Linked DNA regions of Homo sapiens: all the other regions are linked to region 3. A link is a contact called in ENCODE Hi-C or POLR2A ChIA-PET data. All regions are on one chromosome and are shown on one strand. Each heading gives the region's core, a stretch centred on a gene start or an enhancer-like site at or near the end of the contact. The rest is flanking DNA. Distances are from core to core; before and after follow the strand shown. Region 1 holds the start of SHF (Src homology 2 domain containing F). Region 2 holds the start of TP53BP1 (tumor protein p53 binding protein 1). Region 3 holds the start of GOLM2 (golgi membrane protein 2). Region 4 holds the start of MAP1A (microtubule associated protein 1A). Region 5 overlaps SHF (Src homology 2 domain containing F). Region 6 holds the start of SORD (sorbitol dehydrogenase).

Evidence for each region. A loop is a pair of places that touch in the nucleus more often than their neighbours do. ChIA-PET counts read pairs that join two places held with the same protein, here RNA polymerase II (POLR2A). Pooled maps may share reads with other maps.
Region 1: a map of CD4-positive, alpha-beta T cell shows a loop between it and region 3 (5-fold over the local background). The contact joins the promoter of SHF here to the promoter of GOLM2 in region 3. A Hi-C loop is called at or near these places in 2 of 168 maps with a recorded cell type or tissue (CD4-positive, alpha-beta T cell and naive thymus-derived CD4-positive, alpha-beta T cell), 2 of 37 single-sample maps with no recorded cell type and 9 of 50 pooled maps. POLR2A ChIA-PET finds 5 or more read pairs at or near these places in 3 of 52 experiments (PC-9, activated CD4-positive, alpha-beta T cell and naive thymus-derived CD8-positive, alpha-beta T cell).
Region 2: a map of CD8-positive, alpha-beta T cell shows a loop between it and region 3 (13-fold over the local background). The contact joins the promoter of TP53BP1 here to the promoter of GOLM2 in region 3. A Hi-C loop is called at or near these places in 1 of 168 maps with a recorded cell type or tissue (CD8-positive, alpha-beta T cell) and 7 of 50 pooled maps. POLR2A ChIA-PET finds 5 or more read pairs at or near these places in 2 of 52 experiments (HEK293T and OCI-LY7).
Region 4: a loop to region 3 is called in a pooled map, with 4 times the contacts of the local background. The contact joins the promoter of MAP1A here to the promoter of GOLM2 in region 3. A Hi-C loop is called at or near these places in 2 of 168 maps with a recorded cell type or tissue (B cell and CD8-positive, alpha-beta T cell) and 8 of 50 pooled maps. POLR2A ChIA-PET finds 5 or more read pairs at or near these places in 2 of 52 experiments (CD4-positive, alpha-beta T cell and CD8-positive, alpha-beta memory T cell).
Region 5: a loop to region 3 is called in a pooled map, with 9 times the contacts of the local background. The contact joins the enhancer-like site here to the promoter of GOLM2 in region 3. A Hi-C loop is called at or near these places in 7 of 50 pooled maps. POLR2A ChIA-PET finds 5 or more read pairs at or near these places in 2 of 52 experiments (PC-9 and activated CD4-positive, alpha-beta T cell).
Region 6: a loop to region 3 is called in a map of CD8-positive, alpha-beta T cell, with 8 times the contacts of the local background. The contact joins the promoter of SORD here to the promoter of GOLM2 in region 3. A Hi-C loop is called at or near these places in 1 of 168 maps with a recorded cell type or tissue (CD8-positive, alpha-beta T cell) and 9 of 50 pooled maps. POLR2A ChIA-PET finds 5 or more read pairs at or near these places in 1 of 52 experiments (endothelial cell of umbilical vein).

Annotation. Positions count from the first base shown.
Region 1 is chr15:45,186,425-45,190,674 of GRCh38, forward strand. SHF (Src homology 2 domain containing F) reads right to left here and starts at 1,542. Exons shown (of 7, transcript NM_001394037.1): 1 at 1,030-1,542. The coding sequence starts at 1,527. It overlaps LOC124903481 (a long non-coding RNA gene), which reads left to right. Exons shown (of 2, transcript XR_007064608.1): 1 at 1-34; 2 at 1,691-2,394. RefSeq lists an enhancer at 1-522 and a silencer at 1,437-1,486.
Region 2 is chr15:43,490,653-43,494,653 of GRCh38, forward strand. TP53BP1 (tumor protein p53 binding protein 1) reads right to left here and starts at 2,504. Exons shown (of 28, transcript NM_001141980.3): 1 at 2,385-2,504; 2 at 1,632-1,816; 3 at 1,350-1,443; 4 at 1,017-1,101. The coding sequence starts at 2,391. RefSeq lists enhancers at 1,530-2,238, 2,239-2,945.
Region 3 is chr15:44,286,627-44,290,814 of GRCh38, forward strand. GOLM2 (golgi membrane protein 2) reads left to right here and starts at 2,093. Exons shown (of 10, transcript NM_138423.4): 1 at 2,093-2,730. The coding sequence starts at 2,404. RefSeq lists enhancers at 1,152-2,058, 1,440-1,509, 1,905-2,199 and a silencer at 2,010-2,369.
Region 4 is chr15:43,514,918-43,519,162 of GRCh38, forward strand. It overlaps MAP1A (microtubule associated protein 1A), which reads left to right and starts at 2,691. Exons shown (of 6, transcript NM_002373.6): 1 at 2,691-2,783. RefSeq lists an enhancer at 3,166-3,809.
Region 5 is chr15:45,164,893-45,168,976 of GRCh38, forward strand. It overlaps SHF (Src homology 2 domain containing F), which reads right to left. Exons shown (of 7, transcript NM_001394037.1): 7 at 2,322-3,241. The coding sequence ends at 3,055. It overlaps DUOX1 (dual oxidase 1), which reads left to right. Exons shown (of 34, transcript NM_175940.3): 34 at 1-682. The coding sequence ends at 9. Among named protein-coding and RNA genes, the nearest start is that of SHF, 21 kb to the right of the region's middle. RefSeq lists a silencer at 1,740-2,539 and enhancers at 2,740-2,829, 2,821-3,322, 4,080-4,084. Within about 2 kb of position 2,604, at least 36 of the 41 ENCODE cell types and tissues checked have a DNase peak (open chromatin) inside an H3K27ac peak, as active enhancers do.
Region 6 is chr15:45,021,670-45,025,788 of GRCh38, forward strand. SORD (sorbitol dehydrogenase) reads left to right here and starts at 1,526. Exons shown (of 9, transcript NM_003104.6): 1 at 1,526-1,680. The coding sequence starts at 1,615. RefSeq lists silencers at 1,306-1,475, 4,039-4,119 and an enhancer at 2,245-2,895.

The sequences.
Region 1 (4,250 bases), core at 292-2,791, 900 kb after region 3:
AGAAGGGGGCAGGCCCCAGAACTGAGCTCTCGGGGTGAGTGAAGAAGGACAGCAGAGCCAAGGCAGCCCACAGAGTCATCATCACAGAATTTAGGGGCCTGGGATGGCTTTCAGCTCTCACTCTGCCAGGGAGGGATAAGGCCAACCCGAATCAGGGCAGGGCCCTGAGGCATGGTGGATTTCCTGTTCTCCTCCCTATCCTGGTGCCTGCAGACCCAGGAAAAGCTCCAGCCTCCCTCAGAATGGACCAGGGGGAGAGGGAGGCCAGGAGGAGAGGAGGAATGGGCTCAGCTGCTTAGCCCCATGTGGGCAACAGGTCCTGAGCACTGACTATCCTCATACCTGAGAGGACGAGGGAAGGAGGGAGGAGTGGGCCTGGACCCCACGAAGCCCCCTTGGCAAGAGCTGTAAGCTGCCTGTCTTCGCCTCCTGAGAACAACAGCCTATAGGGCAAAGGCCAGCTCGTGCTGTGTCCGCAAGGAGAAACCCGTCTTCACCTCCTTTCTGGGGCTTCAGCACCTGCAAGGATGCTTAGGCTGGAGAAACAGGAGGAGGAAGAGGAGGAGGAAGCAAAGAGGCAACAGGAGGGAAGAGCTTTGTGCTGGCTATGCCCAGGGGGAAGGGTCAGAGATCAAAGGGCACTGAGCCGCTGCTTCCAGAGGGGCAGAAAGGCCATCAACCAGTGGGGGTTGGGAGGTGCGCCTCAATTCCCGTTAGCAAAAGGCTCATGGATCAGGCTAGAGGGGGCTACGAAGTGGAGAGCCAGCCCGGGAGGGGGAGGGTCACCAGTTCTGGGGCCATTACAAAGGATAGGGCAGAGGGGCAGAGTTTGGGGCTTCCGTCTCAGATTAGTCGGTTGAGAATCTGAACAAAGGTGGGTGAAGGCTCGGAACCCCGGGGTCAGGGGCTCGCGTCTGCCAGAAGCTGAGACACCGAGGGGCCCGGGCCAGGCCACCTTTGTCCCTCTCGCAGCCTCCAGACCCCTGACCGCCTTCCCTCCTGGCCATCCCGGCCCGGCGCGGCACTCACCCTATCGCTGCTGGCGGGGGGTCCGGAGATCCGCTCATCAGCAGGCGGCGCCGGGGGCCCCGGGGTCTCGACCCGAATAAGGCGGTGTGGGGGAGAGCCGTGGCGCGGGGGCGGCGTGGGTCCGGGGGCGACAGGGGTGGCGAGGGCGGCGGAGCCGGACGACCCCCCGGAGTAGGGGTCTTCGAAGTCGCGCTCCCGCTGCAGCCTGTAGGCGGCCAGGATGTCCGGGGGCGGCGCGGGGGGCGCGGCCGGAGAGGGCGCAGGGGGGCGGTAGTCGGGCTCGGGGGGCGCCGGCTTGCTGCCCCCTCCGCCGCCGCCCCCCCCGCGGAAGCCCAGGTGCTCCCGGAGCCACTTGGCTACTCCGCCGCTGCCGCCCCCTCCTGGGCCGGCTCCCGCACCCCCGGCGCCCCGGCGGGACCCCCCCGGGCCGCCCCCAGCGCTCCCCTGCGTTCGCGGCCCCGGGCGGGAGCCAGCCGGAGGAGCTCCGCTCAGTAACATGGGGCCAGCCAGACTGAGCGAGGGGAGCGCAGCGGCGGGTGGGGGGCGGGGGCGGGGGTGGGGAGGGGGGCGGGGCTCCGCCGGGCGGGGAGGGGGCGGGGCGCTTCAGTAACAAGGGAGAGGCGGGGCTCCGCTCCCTAACAGGGTCTTCCTCCTCCCGTAGCTCGGAAGAGTGTACGCGGGCTTCCAGCCGGTATGCACAGGCAAGAAGTGAAGTGGGCAGCCCTGGGGCAGAGGATGCGACTACTGGACTGAGGTTGAATCCTTTACGTGTCGCCACGCGGTCCCCTGTGGGGAGCGCATCCATCCCCATCTGTTCTTTTCCCCAGCTCCCAGCTCGTGCGAGACGCAAAGAGGGGAGCCCCCAGACTCCTGACTCTAGGGAGCCTTACGCCTCTCCTCTTCCCTCTCCCAGGATCTCGCAACTGGGAAACTATAATCTAGGAGGAAAATCTAGGCGGGCAAGAAAAGGGGCTAGGTTCTGTAAGATGTGTCTGTAAGCCTCCTCCTCCCGTGCTACCTTGGGAGCCCCACAACCTCCTCCCATCCAACCGTACGCACTGCACATACCCGAACCTACGTTACTTCCCGATCCAGGCAAACACATCTCACATCACATACAAACAACTCCCTAGAGACGCCCACTTCTCCCGTGTCGTTTTCACACACGCCCTTCTCACACGCAAACAGCCCTCGCTCAAACATCCCCCACCCACGGGAGCACCTGCTCCAAACGGGCCCACATGGCCCTGACGATAGCATGCGCACGCACGCAGAAATCCCTTCCAGCCACATCCCGGGCTTCATTGTCAATCAGATTAGTAACAGAATGGAAACAGACAAGTCAATAAATCAAGTCTAGAAACAGTCCCAGTGTTGTCTATCACAAACTCCTTATCCTCTTGAGGCTCAGATGCTCAAGTGCTAGGCATTTTTGTCTTAGAAATAAAGCCAGTTCCGGCTGGGCGCGGTGGCTCACGCCTGTAATCCCAGCACTTTGGGAGGCCGAAACGGGAGGATCACGAGGTCAGGAGATCGAGACCATCCTGGCTAACACGGTGAAACCCCGTCTCTACCAAAAATACAAAAAAATTAGTCGGGTGTGGTGGCGGGCACCTGTAGTCCCAGCTACTCGGGAGGCTGAGGCAGGAGAATCGCTTGAACCCAGGAGGCAGAGGTTGCATTGAGCTGAGATTGCGCGACTGCACTCCAGCCAGGGCGACAGAGTGAGACTCCGTCTCAAAAAAAAAAAAAAAAGAAAAAGAAAAAAGAAAAGGAAAGAAATAAAGCCAGTTCCTCACCATAAATGTAGGCCTGAAGCCAACACCAACACATTTGCTCTTGGCTCTGCTGGGAAAGCAGCTGTCTCACCTCACTTTACCCCACCCCCTTTCCCCCACTGCCTCAGTGTCTCCGCACTCCTAGGTTCATGTCTGCCTTTTTTTTTTTTTTTTTTTTTTTGAGACGGAGTCTCACTCCGTCGCTGGAGTACAGTGGCACGATTTCAGCTTACAGCAACCTCCACCTCCCGGGTTCAAGCAATGCTCCCAGCTCAGCCTCCCTAGTAGCTGGGATTACAAGCGTGCGCCACCACACCTGGTTAATTTTTTGTATTTTTAGTAGAGATGGAGTTTCACCGTGTTGGCTAGGCTGGTCTCGAACTCCTGACCTCAAGTGATTCCCCACCTCGGCCTTCCAAAATGCTGGGATTACAGGTGTGAGCCAACGGCACCTGGCCATATCTGCCTTTTGAGGGCGCAAAAAGCCAAGAGGCCCCAAAGGAAAGGAGTTCAAAGCGGGGGGTGTAAAGAAGGATGTAATGGCAAAACTGTGAATCTCCTGGGATTCCCAGGGCCCCGAGTCTCAAAATATTTGTTGAGTTCCTGCTTTGTGCAAATTCTAGTTGGGCGAGGTGGCTCATGCTTGTAGTCCCAGGTACCTGGGAGGTTGAGGTGGGAGAATTGCTTGAGCCCAGAAGTTCAAGGCTGCAGCGAGCTATGATTGTGCCACTGGTCAGACAGTGCTGCTTGTATTTAGGACAGTGCTTCTGATCAAGCCAGTGCTGCTTGTATTTAGGACAGTGCTTCTCAAACTTTAATGTGGACACTAATCTCCTGGGGATCTTGGTAAGTTACAGATTCTGACTCTCTAGGTCTAGCTGGGGTGGGGTCCCAGGTGATACAGATACTGCTGGTCCCAGACCACATGTTGAGTAGCTGGACTGTAGGAGATACTGGAGAATCTGATGTTGAACTTGGTTTTATGAAGTATAATAGAGAAAATAACGTGCATATTTTTAAAATGTGCAGTTAAATTGACTAATGGTGCAAAACGAAGCTGGACATAGAGATGATAAATAGAGAAGAATGGTCCAGTTAATGTATATCAGAGAGTCTCCACAGTCACCAGGTGTGAGGGCATGGATAGGTAACTAATAAGAAATCCAATAGTTGTGGGCTGTAGCCAGGTATTTGGGGAAGGTACTCAATGCTACTGATACTTGCTTTCATGATCTCTGGAAAGGGCGTGATAATCATTGTGTGAGGATTAAGGGAGGTGATGAATATGAAAAAGGTTTGAAAACTGTAAAATGCTTACAGTGGAAGGTGTGACATGAGTTAAACTGCTTGACAGCTCAGAGGAATGAAATCAATCAAGTCTGCAGGCTTCATGCAGGACAGGAGGTAGACCTGAGCTGGGTAGGATTTGGACAGATGAAGCAA
Region 2 (4,001 bases), core at 1,254-3,753, 800 kb before region 3:
GAAATATTGGGGCGGAAGACTGAGAAGCACTGATTAGTTAGAATGAAAGAGGAGGCATTAGAGTCATTAGGACCAGGTTCAAAGCCAGCTCTGCCACTTACTAGCAATGTACTCTAAAGCAAGTTATCTAATTTCTTTGTCCATCAATTTTCCCGTCTATACAATGGAAGTAATGTAATGTCTTCATCGTACAGCTGCTTTAAGAATAGGATTAAATAACATTATACTATATGCCAAACGTCCAATACAGGACCTAACACAGAGCATGAACTCAAAAAATGGGTATTATAAAGATATGCAAAAGACATGGTAACAATTGAATCTTGTTTAGGGTAAGAATTAAACATTCTAGATCTAAAACTGGTGGGGTACTTCAGTTGATAGATGGAAAACATGCCTAATAGTTCTGATAATACTCCTAAATTTTTTTTTTTTTTTTGCTGAGACGGAGTCTCACTCTGTCACTCAGGCTAGATAAAGTACACTGGTACAATCTCAGCTCACTGCAACCTCCGCCTCCCAGGTTCAAGCAACTCTCCTGCCTCAGCCTCCTGAATAGCTGGGATTACAGGCACGCACCACCAGGCCCAGCTAATTTTTCTGTTTTTAGTAGAGATGGGGTTTCACCATGTTGGCCAGGCTGGTCTCAAACTCCTGACCTCAAGTGATCCATCCGCCTCAGCCTCTCAAAGCGCTGGGATTACAGGCATGAGCCACCATGCCTGGCCCCTAAATACTTTTTAATAATTTTTTTCTACTAGGAGGAATGCTTATTTTGTTTCACATGCACAAGACAGATCATGATTTGAATAATGTAGGTATAAAAATTATTACCTTCACAAAACAGTTTCCAGCTATCAGTACTATTACAATACTATCTAATACAACCCTCAAGTCCCATTTCCTAATCCACAAGAAAGAGATTAATCCTTTTATCCTTGGGATGAGGCAACAGGTACAGATAAAAGAACAAATCTGATAATACATTTAAATAAACCCCTTCAAACACTGTATACCTGCTTGTCCTGTTTGGCTGAGGTAACTGCTCAATGACCTGACTGATGGAACCACATGTGTCCAAGTTAGAAGAATCCACAGGGTCTGAAAAAAATAACTGGATATTAGCATGAAAGACATTTACCAACAAACCTTAATACAAAATCAGGAATACAGACAATACCAATCTAATCAGTGACACTAGCACATCAACTTTTGAGTGACTACTACGCAGATACCACAGTAGGCTTCCTTACATACATTCGACACAACCACATAAAGTTTAAATCCACCCAGCACCAACAAGAGCACCCAAAAAATGCAAAGGGGACAGATAGCTTTAAACACCTCACCTGCAACCTTGTTTTCTTTCAAATGTTCATTGAACCCACTATTACCGTCTCCTCGTTCTTCTCCAGCTGTTTGTTCAGGATTGGACACAACATCCTAGAAAATACACATACAAAATATCCCCATTATATATGAAATAGTTCAAAATGAAACCTACTATTTGTGAACAATTTTTCCAATCAACTTTATTGAGAAGGTAATGATCTTCTAAATACTTATGTTTGCTGGTTTTCGGTTTAAAAAAAAAAATCTGCTCAATCTTCTTCAAACAAGGTATCACTCACCAACACAGGATTTTCTTTGTGCGTCTGGAGATTAGGAAGGTGTCGAGATAGCATACTGAAGTGAGAACCAGAATCATCCTCTAGAACCTGGCTTTCAGGCTGAGAATCTTCAATTATCAGGCAAGGAGTATCTTGCTGAGAGAAATCTGAATCCAACTGACTTCCAGTAGGGTCCATCTGCTCCCCTGGAATGGAATAACAAAAGATCAGTTCCGTGTAACCTACTAGCCTTGCTCACGCAGTCTAAACCTAAATAATGGGGCGGAAGTACAAGAGCTGGGAAACGGGACCACTTCAGGACTCCTCCAATTAGAATATTATATTTATAATTGCTGCAAGCACTTTCCTATCATGCCTACCAAGTCACCATTCCTCGTTATTTACAATAAGCCTGACTATCCCTCCCTATTTTTCATCACCTTCTCGTAGACACCCTTTCCCCTCCTTCCTAACCTCTTCTCTCCCCGCCCCTTTTTCCATCCCCCCCGCCACGTCCTTCTGGCGCCTCTACCTCCCCCCAAAAGAATGTTTTCTAAAATCTGTTCGCCAGAGGCCCCACAGCCTTTCAGCTTTCCTCACGACCACCAAGCCTTCTTAGCTAACGTTTCCCCACCCCCTCCTTAGGGCCCTCCAACCCCTTCCCCGTCACCGCCGCCATGCTTGCCACCCCGCCCCCTCCGGTCAGCCATCCCTTCAGACCCGAAATCCAGGCCTTCAGAGCCCACTGCACTCCCATTTCTCTCCAAACAGTACCAGGCATCCCGGCGGGAGGTCCCTCGCGCTCGAGCTAGAGGTCTCTGCACGCTCCCCAAGTCCCTCCAGATCGATCCCTAGGTCGCCGCTGTCGCCACCGCCGCCACCGGCCGCGAACTCCCCCTTTCCCGTCACGTCACACAATATCGGATCGTCCATTCGCTGCCGCCGCCCGCCACTCAAGAAATCCCGTGGATGATAGGTAGCTGCGGCAGAGTGCCCTGCCCCACGTAAGAAAAAGGAACACGGCGGCGCGTTTCCATGGCAGCATGGACGTTGCAGGCCCTCCCCTTTAGTAGAGCCGGAGAATGACGGTATCCTTGAACCGAAGGGACCTTGAGAGGGCGTGAAATACCTTCCCCTGCTTCCAGGACGATTGCATTTACCACTACTCAGACATTTCAGTACCTCTACCTGCTTTTTCTCGTTCACGCCCCTTAATCCCCGTCCCTCACCCTCTTTCCTGGAAAAGGAGAGAGTTTCCCAGCTTTCTCATAACAGGGCAAAGAAGAAGCGGCTTGAGGATGGCTAGGTACTTCAGAGCTGGTGAACCCAACAGAAGAGACTCTTTCTTCTTTGACACAGGGTTAACCTGTGTCAATCAGGATCCCTTTTGTGGGCCTCTACCCTGAATCCAAGGGCCTGACATTACATCTCTGCCAGGGCGTTTTTAGTATTTGTTTGTTTTTACATTGTATAAGGGCTCCAGTAAGCCATATTTCTTCCCATTGCCCTTTTCCGCCTAGGACGTATTTCAAGCTTCACACTTGTTTATCGTTGCCTTATCTTTTATGGGATTGCCTGCAGAGACTACAGCCCCAGACATATTTTGCACCTCCCATTGAGAGAATTGAGCACTGTCATTCTCAAACTCCATGGTAAAGAGAACAGCTGCCACCCCTTCTAACTAGATGACCTCAAAGATACTTCCAAACCCAGAGATTCTATTATCCTAATTATGGTGCCAGGGTCTTAAAGAGGGTGTGGCAGCTGTGACGAGTCTTAATGAACTAAGCCCCATGTGGCATATGTGTTTGTTTTGTTGTTGTTGTTGTTGAGGGGTGGGGGTATATTATTTAAGTGGCAGTTGGATCCAGGATAGAATTCTAGCCAGAGCAGCTGTCAATAGGGAAAGCACCTAGCACAGTGCCAAACATATACATAGTAGGCATTCAATATGAGGCAGTTTTCTCTTTCTACCCCAGGCTCAGATTTATTTCGGCACAGCCCAACCATGATTCTCCATTTCTGTAAATGCCCAATTCAGCACGTGATATAGGCAAAGCTGAAGTGGAGCTTCCTACCAGTCTTCTCACTGCTGCTATAAATTACAGTGATCCTATTTTCCAAACCAAATTCAAAGCATGTTGTCTGAATACACGTTACTTATGGGAACAAAAGGACTGACTCCTTGAAACTGTCCTGAAAAATCTAGAATCTATTACTGCTATAACTGGAATATAATTATGGTCGCCAGTATGTTTTATTAGTGGAGCTAAAATGAAATGGACCACACAGAGATGCATCTCACTTCTTAATCTTAAAATCATTTATAATTGACTCTTTTCATACTCCACTCCTAAAGCTGCAGAACACCAGTGACTAAACAAATCTAAT
Region 3 (4,188 bases), core at 843-3,342:
ATCCTCTGGGGAAGAGTGGAAAGAGGATTGGTCATCTCGGCCATTTACTACATAAATGACTTTCGGCAAGTTACCTCTGCACCTGTAAAATGGAATAATGGTACCCAATAGTTCTATTAAACATCTGTTGAGGAAATGTATGTGTATGTGTTTTGTACAATATTTATACTTTTAGATTTGCCTATGTAAAAATGAAAACACTCGTGGGAACAGTAAATCTTAAGTAGTTAACATAACTTTATAGAATAATTTTTTTTTCTCTTCAGACGGAGTCTCACTCTGTTGCCCAAGGTGGGGTGCAATGGCACGATCTCGGCTCACTGCAACCTCTGCCTCACCGATTCAAGTGATTCTCCTGCCTCAGCCTCCCGAGTAGCTGAGGCTACAGGGGTGAGCCACCGCGCCCGGCCTAGAATAATTTTCGATTGCTGGTTGAGCAGAGCAAGGCCAATATGAGTTGAGGAAAGCAGAGATGGAAAGGCTCTTTATAGTTAATGATTTCTCATTTTTGCTTTGCTTCCTTTTGCCAAAGTCGGCTTGTCATCTGAGAGTGGAGAGGATTTGTTAGATCTTATGAAGCCAGAGCTCACTTCTGATGTGAACCAAGTATTAATAATTTTGGTGGTGGTTTTCTGTACTGCATCTGAGAGAGTAATCATTGTTCTTTGAAGATGCAATAATTCTACGCTACTACGGGACTTAGGGAAATAATTTTTGAGGATAGGAAGCACAGAATAATTAAGATGACAAGTCTTCCTGCCTCAAAATCATATCACTCTGATTCGAATAAAAAATACCAAGGTTTTTCCTTCTTGAGGTTTTATACTCATGGAAGTTCTTCAACCTGAGGTCTGAAAAATAAGGCAACCCCATCCTCTCCTTAAACAGGTTAGAGCCAGTACCTTTTTATTTCTCTATGCACGGACAAAATAATTATGCAAAAAAAAAAAAGAGGCAGGTTTTGTTTTTTTTTTTGCACTACTGAAATTCACACTTAACATATAAACAATCTGCTATATGCAGACAGCACTGGTGTTTAGAGTTCAATGATCTGGATTCAAGCCTATTTAAAACCAGATAAGAGAAAGTTCCCAAACATCTATGTGTCTTGGATTCTTCATCTGTAAAATTGCGTTGTTGAGAAGATAATATGAGACTAGGCGCGCAAAACAATTTGTTAGAGCTATTATTTCTAACCCGGAATGTGTTCGCTGGCAGTAACAGTGCATTAGTTACGATTCATCGAGGGCAGCTTCTGGACTTTCTGTTTGGAAGCCCAGCTGAGGCAAAAGCAGCAGTGCGTTTAAAAATTGGAGCTCGCCACATTCTGAAATTCTTTCGGTTCGTGAAAGCAGTAACCTAGGAAACGAGACTGGCACCACCCCTTTCAGTCCTAAAGCTTGGTTTCTCCCGCTTTTCTCCATTATGTTTAGGGCATCGCTATTTTACAGTCTTTTTGTTTTTTCTTTCCACATCATTAGCACAAAAGAGAAATTCCCCTTCTACAGAAGCAAGTACAAAACCTTTCTAGTCGCTCCTTTTTGGCAGCAGCTCACCTACTATTTTTTTCTATTCCGCGGTCGCAGCCCCAGACGTCCTCAAAGACAAATATTTTCGCGAGGGCCAGTGTAGGGCAGGAACTCCCTAGGCCTTGAATCAAGGGAATCCAGTAGATAACAACAGAAAGGACTCCGACCCAGGTACCTGAGACATCTGAGACCGCCAAAATTAACACAACACCCTACGCGACAGAGAAAACTCTGGGCGGGGAGAGAGAAAGAGAGCGAGCGAGCGAGAGAGAGAGAGAGCGAGAGAGAGAGAGAGAGAGAGAGAGAGAGAGAGAGAGAGAGAGAGAAAGAGAGCGAGCGAGAGAGAGCGAGAGAGCGAGAGAGCGAGAGAGCGAGAGAGCGAGAGAGAGAGAGAGAGAGAGAGAGAGAGAGAGAGAGAGAGAGAGAGAGAGAGAGAGACGAGAGGAAGCAACGTTCTCGCGACAAGAGGGGTGTCGACGGAAACTCGGAAATGGTCCCCTAGACGACCCGGCCCCAGCTAGTGGGTGGGGCCAGGGTACATCCGCCCCTTTCCGGTTTTTTTCCCCGCCTCCCAACCGTGAGGTGTTGGGTTTGGGGGACGCTGGCAGCTGGGTTCTCCCGGTTCCCTTGGGCAGGTGCAGGGTCGGGTTCAAAGCCTCCGGAACGCGTTTTGGCCTGATTTGAGGAGGGGGGCGGGGAGGGACCTGCGGCTTGCGGCCCCGCCCCCTTCTCCGGCTCGCAGCCGACCGGTAAGCCCGCCTCCTCCCTCGGCCGGCCCTGGGGCCGTGTCCGCCGGGCAACTCCAGCCGAGGCCTGGGCTTCTGCCTGCAGGTGTCTGCGGCGAGGCCCCTAGGGTACAGCCCGATTTGGCCCCATGGTGGGTTTCGGGGCCAACCGGCGGGCTGGCCGCCTGCCCTCTCTCGTGCTGGTGGTGCTGCTGGTGGTGATCGTCGTCCTCGCCTTCAACTACTGGAGCATCTCCTCCCGCCACGTCCTGCTTCAGGAGGAGGTGGCCGAGCTGCAGGGCCAGGTCCAGCGCACCGAAGTGGCCCGCGGGCGGCTGGAAAAGCGCAATTCGGACCTCTTGCTGTTGGTGGACACGCACAAGAAACAGATCGACCAGAAGGAGGCCGACTACGGCCGCCTCAGCAGCCGGCTGCAGGCCAGAGAGGGCCTCGGGAAGAGATGCGAGGATGACAAGGTAAGGACGACCCTTTTCTCTTCAAACCCCATGGTTTCTTTTCTCCCCGGGGTCTGGGGCGGGATGTTAATCCGCTAGCTGTTGTCTTATGCCTTCCAGTATTTCAGTCCTGAAGGCTCCTTTCACCCCCAACAACCCTGTTTCTGTCAGACTTTTCCCAGTTTATCAGTGCCACGTTCTCTGGTCCCTGCCAGAAAAAAATGACTGTAAATTCTGGTTCTCAAGAGTGGACTGTGTGCAGATGCTGCCTATTCTCTAAGCTCAGCTGGTGAGTTGGCAGTAGTAATCATCTGGCCTGTGTGGCCCCCTTACCTTCAAAGACACACAAATCTGGCGACTGCCAGGTTTGGTGTGGTTATTGTCTCATTTTTATTCCGTGCACACTGATCAATATTAATTTCGTTATTTAAAGAACGAAGCCGCCTCTGACTCCTCTACTTATGGTAGTCATCATATATTTTTTAAGCTGTGTGACTTTTAAAATCTCTATAGGGTGATGTATTGAATAACTAAATAATCAGCTATGACTGCCTTTTTGTGATCAAAATGTTATGATAGATGGGCCCTCGAGCTATATGTGAGACACACTTGTGTCTTGGACATAGTTGATCCATCATTATCTACTCAATTTGAATTGTTAATGAAATCAGCCAAAAGATTAGAATCTGAAAATAAATTTTAAGCAGTGGAATGTCATGTCAGTGTCTTCATTGAAAGAAAATAGAATGAAATTTTGTATAGCTAAGTTGCTATTAGGGTTGGTGTTTTATGCAGATGGAAAACTATACAAAGTTTTAAATATAAAAAGTTTAAAATTGAACTGTAATCATACTTGCTACTAAATAATCCTTGTTTTCATTAGCTCATTGGTAACTATATTAATAGTTTATGACTTAGCAACTTCTGTAGGTATAGTAGAGTTATGAAAATTTCTGGGCAGGATAGTAGATGCCTTTCTATACACTTCTTTGGTAATCTTCACATTTTTGTGTGTAAATGCCCATTATAATTACAAGTTTTACTTTGCATATCAAAATCACTTAAGGGTAAGTCATTATGAATTAAACTGTCTGTGAGCTTCTAACTTTCCTGTTGACAGCCTCTACCTGGCTTTCTTATTTCATGAAGATTAAGGCCCTCAGCTAAGTGCTTCCCTATAACCCCCTCCTCTTCACCATAACATAGACATGCTATGATAGGGTCAAGGAATCAGTACATTTATATGTGCGCTGCATGCTTAACTCTAAAGACTGAAAAACTCTCGGGCAGAGTAGGTAGAAATCCATGAAAGTTTGGAGTATTAAAGTAAGGTCTTCCTACTTGGCATGGTTGAGCATTACAATTCACATTCTTCTCTCTGGTCTCAAAGGAAAGTCTCTTGTTGTAATTAATACTCTTGATTCCATTCTTTCATCCATTGGACTTTTTGTTGTTGTCGTTGTTGTTGTTGTTGTTGTT
Region 4 (4,245 bases), core at 1,441-3,940, 770 kb before region 3:
ACTCTAAAAAACACAGGGCCGGGCATGGTGGCTTATGCCTGTAATCCCAGCACTTTGGGAGGCCGAGGTGGGTGGATCACTTGAGGTTAGGAGTTTGAGACCAGCCTGGACAACATGTTGAAACCCTCTTCTACTAAAAATACAAAAATTAGCCGAGGGTGGTGGTGCACACCTGTAATCCCAGCTACTCGGGAGGCAGGAGAATTGCTTGAACCCAGGAGACAGAGGTTGCAGTGAGCTGAGATCATGACATTGCAGTCCAGCCTGGGCGACAGAGCTAGACTCCATCTCAATAAATAAATAAATAAAAATACAGGCTGAGGGACCAGTCTGGAGGCCTTCGGTCTGACTCTCCATTTCCACTGACGGACTTAGGAAGTGATAGCTCTATTACTTCTACCAATACAACAGTTACCCTGAATTAATACAGCAGCTCATTAACCCCTGGAACCGGGGTCTGCATTGCTGTCTGAAATGGGAAAGCAAGGACATGAATAGGACTTCAAATCTCATACTGCAGGCATCTTTAGTTCTGGGTTTACCTGGGAGCTAAGAGTACTCCAGAGTTGATCTGGTCTGAGATCCTGATTTATGATTTCCTTGATCACCTAGATGACCTCTCAGAAATCTTCCACAAAAGGGAGAAAGACTTCCAGTGGCATTTGTACATTGCAGATTTGGAAGTCTAGGAATGAAGAAGCTTTTTTTTCATCTTTTATACAATTCAAACCTCACAGCATTATCGGAGGATGGTACTAATATTATACTCATTTCATAGTTTATGAAGTAGGCTCTGAGAGAGGTTAAGTCTCTTGTTTAGCAGCATGATTAGTAAAATGGTGGATCAAGTCTCAAATCCAGGGTTTCATATCTTACTTTGTAGCTCAGCTCAAGCCTCTCTTTCTTCTTTGGCATCTCACCATTTCATTGCAGCAGAGCCTAGGAATACAGCAGGTGGAGAGTTGGTTGTGGTGGGTAGCTGTTCAGAGGGTGAAGGCTGAAGGAAAACTCCACTGTGAGTTGGCACCATGCCCAGGGTGTGGCCCTTGGGGGTGGCAGCTGAGAATATGGGTGGGCTCTGTATTGGTCTGGGAAATGTTATTTTGTTCGTAAACTAAATGTCTACTTAAGTTTCCCTCCTAACACACTCCAGAAAGCCCTAGAAAGCAGGGAGGAGATAGAAGGCTTGAGGTGGGAGGAAATAAGAACGATGAAGTTGCAGAAGAGGGGTATTTCCCTTTTGTGATGCTCAGAACTCAGCCTGGTTTTCCCTGTGTATCTCTGCAGATGGCCGCTTCTACCCAAACGGGGTTGTTGCCATTGTCGCAGATTTGCATCCCCGGATCTAAGCAAGGATTGCTCCCCTTTTGTCCCCTCAACCCCCAAGAGTACTAGTGACTCAGCTCCTCCTCTCCTCTGGCTGCAATTAAGGGGGGATGGGGGATGCTGAGAGCACAGACTATTTTGGCTTCTCTGACCTTCAAAAGTAACTCTTGGCAGCCTGGGGCAAGGGTGGGGCTAGTGTTTGGGTGTGAGTGGGTGGCTGTGATTGTGAGGAAGGCCTTAGGAGCTGGCCAAACTGGGGAGGGTGGATGGGAAGAGGGCAGGGAAGGACTATGTAAGAGCATGAGCATCCTCGGGTTGGAAGGAAGTGCTACCACTCTCCAGATTCTTCCTTTGAGTCCTAGAGCGCTTTACTAAATCTGAGATGGAGGTAGAGACTAAGGGAAACAGGATCAACATTAGAAAGATCCAAATAATATAATATAGAAACAGCAAAGAGACAAGGAGAGAGCAAGAACCCAATCACCCTACAAAGTCATTATAGGGTTTTTTTAATCTAAAGAGTACTTCTGTTACATTTAATAATTGGCCTACAACCTTGCTTGGGCCGGAGGCCCTGGTGATCCTTCTTGGTCCTTGTTAACTCCTTCACTGTAAGGCAGAAAGCTCCCTGTCCCTTCAGGGACTTGTCTCTTCATATCCAATGACTCAAGAATCCCAAGAATCAGTGCCTGTGTGGTTACTGTGTTATGCTGCATTCCCATGAAACTTCATGTAGCTCTCAGGGTCCCTGTGCCCCACCCCAACAGGCTAGGGACCATGTGTCCACTCCGGAATTTCAAACTACCCTCTAACCCTAAAATAAGACTTATTTCTGCCCTCCTTGGTTTCTGTAGTGCTGAGGTTCAGAAGAAGGCAGCACATCTCTGCATCCCCAACCTTTGTCTTAAGCAGTTCCCCACACCTACCCCATGCTTTTGGGCCCCCAGCCTTTGTCTCCTGCTCCTCCAGGGACTGAAGGTCACTCCCTGGATCCATCTGAGGAGAGAGGCAGCAGATGGTTTCTAAGAGAAGGGGGAGAGCCCACGCAGCCCATGCCTCCTATAGCCTCGCTCTGTGCCCTAGCATGGGGCTTTGGTCTTTTGGCTGATGCCAAAAGAATATTTCCTAACTAAGCAGGGTTGGGAGAGAAAGGTCCTATGGGCCATAGGACATTGCAGAGGCTCCTTGAGCTGCTAGACAATCCCTCAGCCCCACAGAGCCAAGCAAAAGCACTGGAGCTCAGACGTCGTGAAGGCAAAGAAACAGTTAAGTCTCCAGTGCCTCGTCACGGACCAGCCCCTCTTCCCCGCCCTGGCGCCGCCCTCCTCATCAAGCACCCCCCTCCCCCCCCCACCGCCCGCCCCACTCCCACCCTAAGTGCTGCAGACTCTTCCCTGAAGCTGCCGGCTGAGGCCGGAGCTGCCGCCTCCATGAGAGGCTTCCTCCTACACCCCAGGGTAAGAACCGAACCAAAGGGCTTGGCATGTGGGGGTACACTGTGATAGGGAGGTGGGATGGGGGTCATGGAAAGGGTGCTGGTACCTAATCTGGCACATCTAGAACTAGCCCAGTGGCAGTAGGCAGGATGGGGAAATGGAGAGAGAAGATGAACGTTACTGGCTGTGGGCCCAGCCTGGACCCAGAACCAGAGGCCACCAGGGGCTGTGACAGTCCACCTCTCCAGCTGGGCGGGGATGGGAGAAATCAGCCTGGGACAGCAGCAGAGGGTGGTGCCACTGGCTCTGCCTGACAGCCCAGGATGCTGGAGGAGTTTGGGGGCTATGTTTCTGGTCAGAGGCAGAAGAATCTGAGAGAAAGGGGGATGTTATGGGAATGTGCCTAATAGGAGGGCCCCTGGGTGTCAGCTGCTGGATTGCTCAGCTGCTCCTATGCTGGGGGTGAGCAGGGCAGTGAGTTTTTGCCAAGTAAGGGAAGGTGGGGGACACTATGGAAAAGAAGGGAGGAAAGGGTCACTAAGACGTGGCACGCGCCTCCTTACAGACCAACCGGTTTGCAGTGGGCTCCCCCACCCTATTCCCTGCGGCTAGCTTTAGAATGGGACTCTAAACCCCCCTTTCTGGCCCTGCCGAGGCCACTCTGGAGACGGAGAACTCCCTCCCCAGCGGCTGCCCTGCATTTCCAGTCGTGTCAACCCCACAGGTTCCCAGTCTCAGCCCTACCCCCACCTCATCTCTGCTTCTCTTCCCAAGATGGGGGCTCTTGAACAGAGGAGCCAGTTTCTTCTCTCTCTCTGCATCCCCCCATCCCCACCCCCCATGCAGAAGCAGCCAAGAAAATGACTTGTCATGCTGGGGTGGGGGGTGGGGGCGGAGCTGGAGCCGGAGCTCAGCGCGCACACTCACACACTGCGGCAAACTGCAGCTGCCCAAACGGTCCCCCTCCCCTTCTGCCTCACTGCGGAGACACCTGCCCTCCTGCCTGCTCAGCCTCTGCACCGCAGCCCACCCCCCCCCGCAACTCCAGCACTGGCTGAGCACTGTGTGTCCCTGCCTCACAAGATGGTCCTCTCTAAAGAAAAAGGAAAAAACGAGTCAGTTCCCTTCAGTGAGAGAGCCAGGGGAGCAGAAGAAACGGCTTTCTCCCAGGCCTGAAAAAGAGAGGCACAGGATATAAACCATGTAATTTCAAGTCAGAACCACTCCCAGGGATAGAGTGAGGAACAGGACCTTATGCCAGGACAGGAACTGGGATCATAGAAGTCTTGTGGTGATAAATGGGGACCGTGAGGAATGGTTGGGGGCAGGGAGGGGTAGATAGAAAGCAAATCAGTGTGTGCTATAGATATTTGTCTTTCTGACCCTCCTACCTCAAATTTATGACCTTATTTGTGTGGAGGGAGCTCTTGTCTTTCTAAATCTGAACGACTTAAGGCTGGCAGCTTCCCGAACCTTGATATCC
Region 5 (4,084 bases), core at 1,354-3,853, 880 kb after region 3:
AACTTCTAGGCCCCTGCCCGGGGGTTCTGCCCACTGCCCAGTTGAGCAGAGGTTTGAGCCCACACCTCACCTCTGTTCTTCCTATTTCTGGCTGCCTCAGCCTTCTCTGATTTCCCACCTCCCAACCTTGTTCCAGGTGGCCATAGTCAGTCACCATGTGTGGGCTCAGGGACCCCCAGGACCAGGATGTGTCTCAGCCTGGAGAAATGGTGGGGGGGCAGTGTCTAGGGACTAGAGTGAGAAGTAGGGGAGCTACTGATTTGGGGCAAAGTGAAACCTCTGCTTCCAGACTTCAGAAACAAATCTCAGAAGACAAGCTGACCTGACAAGTACTATGTGTGTGCATGTCTGTATGTGTGTTGGGGCGGTGAGTGTAAGGATGCAGTGGGAGCATGGATGCTGGCATCTTAGAACCCTCCCTACTCCCATACCTCCTCCTCTTCTGGGCTCCCCACTGTCAGACGGGCTGGCAAATGCCTTGCAGGAGGTAGAGGCTGGACCCATGGCAAGCCATTTACAGAAACCCACTCGGCACCCCAGTCTAACACCACAACTAATTTCACCCAAGGTTTTAAGCACGTTCTTTCATCAGACCCTGGCCCAATACCTATGTATGCAATGCTCCTCAGCCCTCTTCTCCCTGCTCCAGTAGTCTCCCTTCCAAATAAATCACTTTTCTGCCTTCAGGGTTTCTTTATTCTGCCCTAGGACCGGAAGGGGCATGGGGAGAGGAAGCCACTAACCCAGCCAGCTCACCAGGCTGGCCCAGACATCTCTCAAGCTGCCCAGTGTCCTGAGTAAAGGAGCTGGCCCAAGGCAAAGTGCCCCAGCTAGCAATCCCTTCCCCGGCCCAGGGGTGCCCTTCCTGACAGAGGGCCTGTCAGCCACTAGTGTGAGGCCTGGTGAGCCTGCTCAGGAGGGGCAGAAACAGAGGGTGTGGAAGCTTCTGGAGGAGGTTGGCTGGGGAAGAGAACGGGGTCGGGGGCAGACTCAGCTGGAGTCTATAGGGAGCCAGAGCCGCCTGGCTTGTTACCAGGACCTCAGTCACTCCCAGCCCTTCTCTGAGCAAAGGGAGAGTTGGGCACCTGTGCCTACATGGCTCTTCCAGGCAGTGAGATGATAGCAGGAGACAAATGAACACATCACCCAACCTCTCTGGGCCTGTTTTCTCATCTGCAAAATGGCTGGATGCTCTCCAAGTCGACTTAAAGACAGGACAACCCTCTGAGGGAATTTCTCTGAGTGCGCCCCTTTTTTTTTTTGAGACAGAGTTTCGCTCTTGTTGCCTACGCTGGAGTGCAATGGCACGATCTTGGCTCACCGCAACCTGTCTCCCGGGTTCAAGCGATTTCTCCTGCCTCAGCCTCCCGAGTAGCTGGGATTACAGGCACGCACCACCACGCCCGGCTAATTTTGTATTTTTAGTAGAGACGGTATTTCTCCATGTTGGTTAGGCTGGTCTCGAACTCCCGACCTGAGGTGATCTGCCCGCCTCGGCCTCCCAAAGTGCTGGGATTACAGGCGTGAGCCACCGCGCCCGGCAAGAGAGTGCCCAATTTTAAGTGATCCTTCCTATTGCTTCCACAAAACGCCTGCATACCACATATCCTCAATTTCGAGAAAATAGCCACTGGTTTAGAAACTCTCAAGTACTGTGATTCACAGCACACTTTGGAGGTTGCACGTTTAGGTTCTGGAAGAGGCCCTCAGACGGCCCTTTGGCTCAGCGGTCCCCCGAAGGTGCCTGTCCAGCATGTCGAGGGGTCCTGACCAGCCTGCCCGCGGGGTGGGGCGGGCCTGGGGCAGCCTGAGAGCCGCTCCGCCTGGCGACCCAGTGGGCCTCCCCGGGCCCGCCCAGAGGCCTGGGCGGGTTCCAGCGGTGGGCGCCGGTCGGGGTGCGGCCTAGGCCGCGGGCCGGTGGTTAGGGGCTCGCAGGCCGGCCACGCCCGAGGGTCTGCCCGGGACAAACCCTTCCGTTAGGGCGCGAGGGAGGCGCTGCAGGCCCTCAGTTCCTCGGCCAAGGAGACAAGCGCGGCCCCCGCGGCCCGTCCCGCCAGCCTTCCCGCCTCCGCCGGCGCGCGGCTTCCGCGTGGCAGGCCGCCCCGCTCCCCGGCCTGGCGCGCTGCCTCTTTGTCTCTCCGCGCCTCCCCTCCTCCCAGACAAATGGCTGTTGGCAGGAAATTGGACGCGCTCGGGGGAAGCCGCGCGCCGCGGGGAGGGGGCGCCGCGCGGCCAGCGGGCCTCGGGTGCCCCCAGCCGGGGCGGGGGCGGCGGGGATGTTTTGACATCTCGTCAAAGAAAGGAACTTGATGCTTCGAAAGTGCTTTTCACAGCCGGGCTGTGTCTGCTCCAGAGCTGATTTATACGCAGAATCTGCGCTCGCTTCTCCGCTCCCTCCCCCGTCAGCCCGGGGACGGCGCCGGAGGCGCGGGCGCGGCTGTGCCCGGCAGGATCGGGTTTATTTATTGCCTCTGGCCCGGAGCCGGGGCGGCCTGGGGACTGCACAGTTCCCTCTGCCCGAGCCCCTCCCCTTCTCTCCCCACCCCCCAAAGCCGGCTGCTTCCCAGGGGCCTGTCTTCCCCAAACCTCTTACCAGACTCTGGGCGGAGCCCTCCGACGGTCTGGGGTGGAAGTCGGGGACGGAGGCAGAGAGGTGGTAAGGCGCCCCAAGGGGCCGAATTCTGCACTACCTCGCACGGACCCAGTGGGGAGAGGGTGGTGGTGGTGGAGGTCACCACCTCTGCCCTAAGGTCGGAAAGGAGCCGGAGCTGCCAGTCTGAAACTCCCTACCATCCCAGTAGCTCTGGAACCCCCTTCCTCCAGGGGCTATCCTTTCTCTCCAGGGATTCCTCTTTCCCCAGCTCCAGACAACCCCTTACTCCAAGGCCCCAGGAGCCCTTTCCCTTTAGAATAAATTAAGGAATCTCCAGCTTCTACTGGATCCCAGGAGAAGAAAGGTTTGAAAGATCACGTCCCTGGCAAGAGCCACAGCCCTCAGCCAGGTGATGGGCACAGGGCTGGGTACAGGTCTATCACAGTGCCCTGGCTTCACATCTAAAGAGTCCGGATGGCCACAGGGTAGAGCAGGGACATGTGTTCGGCTCCCTTAATGGGTAGCTTGCGGCTGGCATAGTGGTGCACAATTTCAGGGACGCTGCTGAAGGGCGGGCTGTTCTGGCCCAGCACATATTTGTGTTCCTTGGTTCGGGACAGCTTCATGTGCATGAATCCCTGGCTGCTCCTGGGAAGAGGAGAGGAGACTTTGGTGAGTGGGGGCTCTCCTCAGCCCCCTCATCCATCCACCCAGTAACCCTCCCCAACCCTACAGCAAATGTGGTGGTTCCGAAGCCAGCTGAGAATGACAGGTGATTAGGGGAGGTGGAGGTCAGTCCAGAAAGCAGGGGTGGTGGTGGTGTAAGTAGGTAGCACTGGGCATTGGCTTTGTGGTAAGGCCACTGGTTGTGCCAAGAATGTGTGTATAGGGAGCATACAGGGTGTGTGCAGGTGGAAACTGAGCGACCAGCACCTCCCCCGACCCCTGCTGGCCAACCCTGGGGTCCAGGCACCCCGGCCCTCCAGCCTCTGTGGCCAGGGCCAGTTTAACCTCACCTTTCTTGAGCTCTTTGGTAGGACACCCGTGAGGGGCTCCTGGTGACTCATGTGGAACCACATATGCCCTTGGCAGGAGGGTGGACAGATGTGACAACCAAGCTAGTCTTCATTGGGGCTCTCCCTTCTAATGACTAGGGGGAAGGGGGAAGCTGATCTGGAAGACCCCCCAAAATCTGGGAGTGCTCAGCTGCCTCCTCCTGGGGATATCCCTTCACTCTCTTGCTTTCTGGGTCTTGGACCAAGCCCCTAGCTCATTTATCCGGCCCTTCAGCCTACAATGACTTCACTCCCTTGCTCAGAGGAGACATGCTCCTGCCTCTGCCATCTCCCTGCCACAGCCAGGAAATCAGCATTAGTGCCTGGCCCCGCCCTCAAGACAAGGACCCCACTGCTCAGAGCTCTGGCTAGCTCCTAAATGTCCAGGGACCCTCGGCCCATGAGAGGGCATGGGAGTGAGACCTCCAAGAACCTT
Region 6 (4,119 bases), core at 276-2,775, 730 kb after region 3:
ATTCCAGTCTCCTGCATAGCTGGTTCTGCATGAACTCTTTCCCTATTGCAGTTCCCCTGTCTTGATAAATTAGTTTTGTCTAGGCAGCAGGCAAGGTGAATCCATTGGGCGGTTACATATTGGGGAGGGGGGACTGTAAGGGAATGAAATCCTGAGCATTATCCTCAAAGGAGGGAGGGGCCTTATAGACTTAGGCCTATCTAGAAGCGCCTCTCTCCTCAGAGAGTAAAACCTCACTGTTTCTCAGAGGGCTGAGAGGCTTGAAGGAAGAGTTTGGGCAGAAACTCTGCTTTGAATAGAAGCAGCAGATCCAGTTGAGAGAAAGAGGTTCACAAATTCCATTTCATGGCTTTTTTTTTTTTAAAGACAGATTTTCACTCTTGTTGCCCAGGCTGGTGTTGAATGGCATGATCTCAGCTCACTGCAACCTCTGCTTCCCAGGTTCAAGCTATTCTCCTGTCTCAGCCTCCCGAGTAGCTGAGATTAAGGCGCATGCCACCATGCCCGGCTAATTTTTGTATTTTTAGTAGAGACGGGGTTTTCACCATATTGGTCAGGCTGGTCTCGAACTCCTGACCTCAGGTGATCCACCTGCCTCGGCTTCCCAAAGTGCTGGGATTACAGGCAAGAGCCACTGCGCCCGGCCTCATGTCTTTTTTATACTTAAGCACCAGGCCCATGTAATGATGCACGAATTCATTTACTCCTACTCGTGCCAGGCCCTTTCCTGGGGGCTGGAGACAAAGGGCCGACGTGGACGCTGCGTCATGGTAGCACCTGTCTCGCAAAGTGCACACCGTGCTCCACCCACAGCCTCAGCATTCTCGTTGCTAGGAATATGGACCCTCAGGCAGCACCTCAGACCTAGACCTACTGTATCAGAATCTCTGTGCTGGTCCTGAGAATGTGCATTCTCAACAGCGCCTCACATTCCCCACCCCAATTCTTCTGCAGCTAACGTTTGAGAGCGCTGGTCTGGTGCCTACTGCCTCTGCAGGCGGTTTTCAAGGCAGCCGTGTGTGCTTGCATGTGAGGCGGCAAAAACAGCGCGCTGCAGGGCCGGCGCGGTGGCTCACGCCTGTAATCCCAGCACTTTGGGAGGCGGAGGCGGGTGGATCACGAGGTCAGGATATCGAGACCATCCTGGCTAACACGGTGAAACCCCGTCTCTACTAAACAAAAATACGTGGTGGTGGGCGCCTGTAGTCCCAGCTATTCGGGAGGCTGAGGCAGGAGAATGGCTTGAACCCGGGAGGCAGAGCTTGCAGTGAGCCGGGATCGCACCACTGTACTCCAGCCTCGGCGACAAACAAACAAACAAACAAAAAAAACAGCGCGCTGCAGATGGAGCCAGCACCCGGGCTTCTCGCTCCCAGCCCCCTCCCGAAGCCCCGCCCCGCCTCCGGGTCTGGAGGAGGCTGGGAAGCCCCGCCCCTCCACGCTAGCGCCGCCCAGGCTGGCACAAAGGAGGAAGCCTAGTCCCGCCCCTGCGTGCGGCGCTTCTCCCAGGCCCCACCTTCCATCCAGTGCCCTGGACCCTCGGCTGGGTAGCGCCACCAGAGCGACCAAACGTCCCGCGCCTTCCAGGCCGCACTCCAGAGCCAAAAGAGCTCCATGGCGGCGGCGGCCAAGCCCAACAACCTTTCCCTGGTGGTGCACGGACCGGGGGACTTGCGCCTGGTAAGCTGGGAAGGAGGGTGGGAAGCATACCGATCCTGCCTCACTCTCCTCTGAGCCCAGCCATAGTCCTGGCTTCCCACTTCCAGCCTGGCGCCGGCCCCGCACCTTAAGCGCCCTGGCTGCCCAGATCCCAGCTGGTTCCCCTCGGGGTGTGGGGGCAGCAGGTAGTGGCTGTTGCGAAGGGCAGGGATCTAGTCGTGTGCCTCCCGGAACCTAGCCCCGTGGCTGGCACGTGGCCGGTGCCCAGGACGGTTGCAAACTGTTTGAATGAAGCTTTCTCTCTCCTTTGCCAGCTGCAGATTCATAGTCCAGCCTCTTGTCATTGACCTTTCCAAAGGAAATGCTAAGGCTGTCTGAATTATCGGGGCAGACCGTGCAGAGCAGAGAAAGGGGGGCCAGAGGACACTTAGAAACAGCAGAACTTGTATTTAACTCCCTTGCTTGGGACTGATAAACCTCCCTTGCAGGATTATGATGATCACAAGAGTACTCAGCACTTAGTACGTGCTCAGGAAGTGCCAGCTCCTTCTCCTTTCCTTCCAGTCTAGGCCTCCATCTCCAGAACCCCTGCTGTTCCCCTTGCCTGTGCCAGACTTGTGGATCTTGATAGCTCCCTTGTCTGTAAGGATCCTTCTCTCCCTAAGACCCTGTCTGGTTCACTTTCCAGCAGTTTTTCTTTCCAATCCCGTGCCTCTGTCCCTTTAGGAGCATTCTGTATGTGTGTCCTCTGCCTTAGACCCTGCCTTTTGCTCCCTGGCTTGTGGCACCAAAGTTTAGGAAGTGGCTGAGTCAGCAGCCTAGTCATGCCAAGCCTCCCTTGACAAAGTCCCTCTCAGATGGGCCTGGGATGGCAGTGGGTATGTGGGATGAGTGCCAGCCATCTCTGCTGCTCCCCTGTACCTCTTTTCCCTCAAAGTACATGCGTCAGTATGTAAACTGCAGTAATTCAGAAGCTTATCCAGGTTAGCAGTTCTTGACTATTTAAGAATCTGTGGTGTCCCCTCCACAGAATGCAAATAGACTGAGTTTGGCAACAATTTCAGACTGCTCAAGGACTCCCTTTAAGCCGCTCTAAGCCCCTCTATAGAACCCTTGTCCCAGCTGACTCTCCATCTCCTCAGTTGAAGAAAGTACCATACCCAAGGTGATAGGTTTTGTTAGTTAACAGAGCCACGACAAGGACTCAGATGTTCAGACTCCCCATTCTAGTGCTCATTCCACTCTTTGGAGCCTCCACCCAAGGTCCTGAATTAAAGTGAGGCTGTTAGTGTTTACTGTTGCAAATGCCAGATGGTATTATGAGTAAGGGAAAGTGGTCCAGCTCTACCCAGCTTGCAGAGTGATTTCCAACTCAGTACTTCATTCCACAAACATTCACTCATGAAAGGGTGCCTGCCATGTGCCAGGCACTGGGCTGAGGGCCCAGAAAGGAGGACACAGCCCCTGCTCCCAAGTTTACTGAGGGAGGCAGACAGATAAAGTCAACAATTATGACAGAGCCCGAGGGCTTTGATGGAGGCCTCAGAGAGAAAAGACGCCACAGGGAGGGGCCCTTGGCCCTCTATCTGCTCAGAGCCTGCTTAAAAGTCATGCACCTAAGGTGCAGAAACACAGTTAAGTTCTCCTTCATCTTACCTCAAACTCATGGTCTTCCACTGCTCAGGCAGACTACCTCTACTATGGTTCCGTAGACAAAGCTTTGAAGATTAGAGCAGCAGCGAACTAACCTTGATCTCATCAGCTTTGCATTAGAACCCACTCTCTGACTGGATTAGGGGCTAGGTTGGGGTGGCTGTAACCTGAAGTATCTAGAAAATATGATGGGCTAGAGAATTTCACCTTTGGTTGTGTGCTGGAACACTAGCTGGGTAAAAGAGTTCAGAGGAGGATTTAGGAAAACACCTAGGCTCAGTTTGAGAATGGGAAGTGGTAGCGTCATTTACTAGTCAGAGTAGATTAAAATGATGAGATCAGGTTTGAAAAGTTGAGTTTAAGATGTCTCTGGAGGCCAGGTGTGGTGGCTGATGCCTGTAATCCCAGCACTTTGAAAGGCCAAGGTAGGCAGATCGCTTGAGGTCTGGAGTTTGAGACCAACCTGGCCAACACGGTGAAACTGTCTCTACTATAAATACAAAAATTAGCTGGGTGTGGTGCCACATGCCTGTAATCCCAGCTACTTGGGAAGCTGAGAATCGCTTGAGTCTGGGAGTCAGAGATTGCAATGAACTGAGATCGTACCACTGCACTCCAGCCTGAATGACAGCAAAACTATGTCAAAAAAAAAAAAAAAAAAAAGATGTCTCTGGGACAGGACACAAGGTGCCTTTGAGAAATTTCCTTGGGTGCAGGGGTCTGGAGTGCAGGGATACTATCAGGGGTGGAAATGTAAACTCAGGAGTCCTTTGCTCCTCTACTGAGCAGTACTGCACTGCCCCGCCA